Linked DNA regions of Homo sapiens: region 2 is linked to region 1. A link is a loop called in an ENCODE intact Hi-C map of the cell type or tissue named here. Cell type or tissue: heart right ventricle. All regions are shown on one strand. Region 1 overlaps HERC2 (HECT and RLD domain containing E3 ubiquitin protein ligase 2). Region 2 overlaps HERC2 (HECT and RLD domain containing E3 ubiquitin protein ligase 2).

Evidence for each region. Hi-C counts contacts between places; a loop is a spot of excess contacts. Peaks named below come from ENCODE experiments on the same cell type or tissue, not always from the same donor. Only the 100,000 strongest peaks of a DNase experiment are listed, where the experiment ranks them.
Region 2: a loop joins it to region 1, with 18 times the contacts of the local background. A loop is called at or near these places in 2 of 110 quality-filtered maps.

The regions. Positions count from the first base shown.
Region 1 is chr15:28,206,547-28,209,046 of GRCh38, forward strand. The region is part of intron 44 of HERC2 (HECT and RLD domain containing E3 ubiquitin protein ligase 2); the gene reads right to left. Among named protein-coding and RNA genes, the nearest start is that of OCA2, 110 kb to the left of the region's middle. In heart right ventricle, no CTCF peak of the experiment used is centred here; no DNase peak of the experiment used is centred here.
Region 2 is chr15:28,259,330-28,261,829 of GRCh38, forward strand. It overlaps HERC2 (HECT and RLD domain containing E3 ubiquitin protein ligase 2), which reads right to left. Exons shown (of 93, transcript NM_004667.6): 16 at 1,448-1,641. Among named protein-coding and RNA genes, the nearest start is that of HERC2, 62 kb to the right of the region's middle. In heart right ventricle, no CTCF peak of the experiment used is centred here; a DNase peak (open chromatin) is centred at 1,536.

The DNA of each region.
Region 1 (2,500 bases):
CTCTAGGTTGGGTGCGGTGGCTCACGCGTGTAATCCCTGCACTTCGGGAGGCCAAGGCGGGTGGATCACAAGGTCAGGATATCAAGACCATCCTGGGTAACACGGTGAAACCCCATCTCTACTAAAAATACAAAACATTAGCTGGGCATGGTGGCGGGCGCCTGTAGTCCCAGCTACTTGGGAGGCTGACACAGGAGAATGGCATGAACCTGGGAGGCGGAGCTTGCAGTGAGCTGAGATTGTGCCACTGCACTCCAGCCTGGGCGACAGACCAAGACTCGGTCTCAAAAAAAAAAAAAAAAAAAAAAAAAAAAATTAACTGGGCGTGGTGGTGCGTGCCTGTAATCCCAGCTACTCGCAAGGCTGAGGCAGGAGAATTGCTTGAACCAGGGAGTTGGAGGTTGCAGCGAGCCAATATCACACCACCATACTCCAGCCTGGTGACAGAGCGAGACTCCATCTCAAAACAAAAAAAAAAAAACTAGACTCTAAACCACTTTCACTGCCTGCTTTTGGTCTCTGTCCTTCATTAGTGCATCTGTCTCTTAGAGCCAGCAAATGCTCCTTCCCAGATTTCTGCACTTGGTCTGATTCTTTCTCTTTTCTTGAGATGGAGTCTCACTCTGTTGCCCAGGCTGGAGTGCAGTGGCACAATCTTGGCAAACTGCAACCTCTGCCTCCTGGCTCAAGCGATTCTCCTGCATCAGCCTTCCCTGTAGCTGGGACTACAGGCACACGCCACCACGCCCGGCTAATTTTTGTATTTTTAGTATAGATGGGGGTTTCACCATGTTGGCCAGGCTGGTCTCGAACTCCTGACCTCAGGTGATCCACCCGCCTCGGCATCCCAAAGTGTTGGGATTACAGGCATAAGCCACCATGCCTGACCTACACACTCTCTTTCGTGTTCACTCACGGCTTCAGTAACCCCTGACACAGACACATCCCACGTGCATATTTCTAGCTGTAGCTTTTCCAGCTAAGCTTTGTTGAGATCATTAAGTGACCCCAATTCCAAATGTGTCATGTGCTCAGGGTGATGGCTTTTTGTCTGTTATGAGTAGCTTTAGGTGCAGCCTTTAGGACTCTGTTTGACACAGCCCCAGGGAGATCCACTGCCCTCAAGCCCACTTCACACATCTAGGTACTCATCCAGGTACTCACAGCATTTGCATGTGCTGGTTTTCTTCAGTGACAATTTCAACTAACTAGACCAGGAGCTGGAAATCTTTCTCTTAAAGGGCCAGAGAGTAAATAGTTTAGGCTGATGGGCTGTACAGTCTCTGTCCCAACTACTCAGCTCTGCCATTGCAGAGCAAAAGCATCCAGAGACGATGTGTAAACAAGTGGTGTGTCTGTGTTCCCATAAAAATTTACAAAAACAGGTGCACGGCAGTTTTGTCAATCTAGCTCTGTTAGGAGTCCCTGCTCGGCCCAAAGCACAGACTTGATCATCCTGATTCAGGTCTGCTGTCACTGCTCATTGGGCTGAGTGCAGAACAGAACAGCCAATCCAATTCCCAGGCTCCAATCTTCCAATCTCTACAACTGGGAAATCTTCATGTTCCCTATAACCTCTACTATTAATTGATTCTATACTTTCAATTGATTTCTTTCATCCTCAGCAGGTTTAAAATTAATTTCATAACATCCTCTCCTCTTAAGATTAAGAAACAAACCCACATACTCCACATTCTACTGGACTTGCATATTTTTTTCAAACGCACCACTCACTATTCTCCCCTCAATTCAAGCTTGAAACAGCAGAGTCACCTTCCACTTTTTGCTGGTTCCCCATAAAGTTATCATCTACAAGACTACACCATCACAGTGGATGGCACCTTCCTTCCACCAGAACCTTCTTTCCCTTTTCATGCCTTCCCCCTCATCACCTGACGCAGGAGCAATTCTCCATCTCTGTCATCTCCTGTTTCAGATACTCCTATACCTTCCTAGCAGGTGTATCACCCGAAGGTCAATGCTTACCATGTGGCCCCTACCACAGCTTTCCAAGTGGGCCTCAAGTTTCACCCTGGTCTCCCAGGTACTCTGTAACAGGATGTCACCCACCCATCCAGCTTCAGCCCCACCACTCATCGACAAACCCTGAGCTCCAAGCAATGCAGAGCTGCTCAACACGCTTCCAAAGACTCGCCACTTTCACTCCTCTCCTCCTGGTCCACCACCAGCAAAGTGCTTGTCTGCTGGCATCTGTCTGCCACAGCCTTCAAAGGCTGCCCGTCCAGTGCTCAGCTGCCACTGGCTCCAGATGCCTGTGGAACCACTCACATGCCTCACCGCCTCCTGACCCCAGAGGACAAAGAGAGCCATCTGCATTCACTTCCTCTCCTCATCCAAACCCTAGAGAGCAATGATCACAGAAAAGGACTTTCCCCGAAAAGACTTAGCATAATGTCTTTCAATAGCAGGAGATCAAAAAATGTTTTTTTCTATTAAAAGTGACACAAGCTCATTCTAGAAAACTAAATATAGAGAAATA
Region 2 (2,500 bases), 53 kb after region 1:
GGTGATCCACCCATCTCGGCCTCCCAACGTGCTGGGATTACAGGCGTGAGCCACTGTGTCTGGCGTAAAATCTTTTAGAAAGCAATCTCCAGACTCAGATGGGATTCAAAAACATTTAAAGAAGAAATAACACTAATTCTACACAATCCCTTATAGAAAATGAAAAAGGACGGAACACATGCCAATATTTTGTATAAGGTCAGCTTTCCCCTGATAGAAAGTCAGACAAGATAGTATAACACAAAGAAAGAAAACCACAAACCAACATCTCTAATGAGCATCAACAGAAAAATCCTCAACAACCTGTTAGCAAGTCAAATTTTGCAATACAGAAACAGAATAGGGCCAGGCACAGTGGCTCACACCTGTAATCCCAGCACTTTGGGATGCCAAGGAGGATGGATCACTTGAGGTCAGGAGTTGGAGACCAGGCTGGCCAACATGGTGAAACCCCATCTCCACTAAAAAGAAAAAAAAAAAATACAAAAATTAGCCAGGCATGGTAGTGCACACCTATAATCCCAGCTACTCAGGAGGCTGACGCAGGAGAATTGCGTGAACCCAGGAGGCACAGGTTGCAGAGAGCTGAGATTGCACCAATGCACTCCAGTCTGGGTGACAGAGTGAGACTCCATCTGGCAAAAAAAAAAAAAAAAAAAAAGAGTAGTAAATTGTGGCCAAGTGATGCCTATCCAAGTAACACAAGGCTTGATCAGTATTTAAAAATCAGGCTGGTGCAGTGCCTCACACCTGTAATCCCAGCACTTTGGGAGGCCAAGGCAGGCAGATCGCTAGAGCTCAGGAGTTCGAGACCAGCCTGGGCAACATAGTGAAACCGTATCTCCAAAAAAGAAAAAAAAAAAATGTTTAAGAAAAAGAAAAGTAAAAAGCATCATGTAATACACCATACTAACACACTAAAGAAGGAAAACTGCATGACCATTTCATTTGAGAAGATTAAAAGCATTTAACAAATTTTAACATCCAGTCAGGATTTTTTAGAAGCTTCTAAAACGGGGAATTAAAGACACTCCCTTAATCTGATAATAAGGCATCTACATAAATACCCACAGCTAACATCACAGTTGATGGTGAAAGACTGAACTGCCTTCCCCTACAGTCAGGATCAAGGCAGGGTGCCCACTGTCACCTCTCCTATTCAGCTTCACACTGCAAGTCCTGGCCAGGGCAATCAGGCCGGGAAAAGACATAAAAGGCGAGCAGACTGGAAAGGAAGAAATGAAACTGCCCCTCTATACAGATAGCATTTAATTGTCCATGAAGAAAACCCAAGGAAACTACAGTGAAGCTCATAATAAATGAGTTTAGCACAACTGCAGGACACAAGAACAACAAACAAAACTCAGTGGTATTTTCTACATACTGGTAATGAACAACTGGAAACCAAAATCCTCCAAAATACCAAATCAAGCTCTATATTCAGTACCTGGGCAGGCCCACAGGCAATTCCCACTATGTGTTTGGTGTCCAGTCCTGGCAATGCTGCAGGTTCTGGCTTGGTCACGCGCAAGGTGTCAAAGTGCTGGCACTGGTCGTTGCTCCCCCAGCTGTGGACCTCGCTGTCCTCAGTCAGAGCCAGGCAGTGGGTGGAGCCTGCAGCCACATCAATCACCTTCTTCCCTACAAGGGAAGAGGGATGCAGATGCAGCTTCAAGCCTATGACTTCCGCTGCAAGAAAGATATTTCCTAGGCCATTCAGGTCAGACAGCTTTTAACATTAACTTCTTGAGGATAATCTGCTTTGCTTTAATATTAAGCACAATTCATTTGCTTTGGGTGTGTTATTAAAACTGCTGTATTTTGTCAGCTACAATTCGTTAGGACCCACAGTCTACAAAGATCATAATACTAGGATACAAAAAGGATCTGTTTTTTTTTCTCCTCCTCATTCAGATTTTCAGTCAGAAAGAAACAAGGTGCTTTTAATTAACTATTAGATCATATTCTCCCATCCGAGATTTAACAATGCATAGCACACTCTTCAGTGAGGAAGGTTTCCTAAGAAGAAATCTATTGTTCTCTCAGTTAGATATAACTGATATTTAAAACATTGTTTCTATTTAAACACTTAGCAAAATATTCTATTTTTCCTTCCTGGTAAATCTAACATGGCCAACACAAAGGGTGTTTCGCAGAAATGTCAGTATATAAAATAATTCAGCTGAAAAACCACACTGCAGTAAGGGGAAAAATTCTATCCTAGGAACTTACCATAAGTTAACATCAGCAACAAAAAAGGTGTTTCTCAACAGTAATTTAAATACCCTCAAAGTAAATGATTTCTATACTAATGATTGTCGTAGCTTTCCTATACTAATGGAGGGGAATATAAACAAGAAGGCAAATGAAATTCAAATACCATTCAATGACACAGAGTAAACTTCTTACTCTGCAACTTATCTCAGAAGCTTAGAAAACAATAAACACCATATGGGCGCACAAAACTCTCAGTCATCAAAATATTAACCTGCTTTAAAAT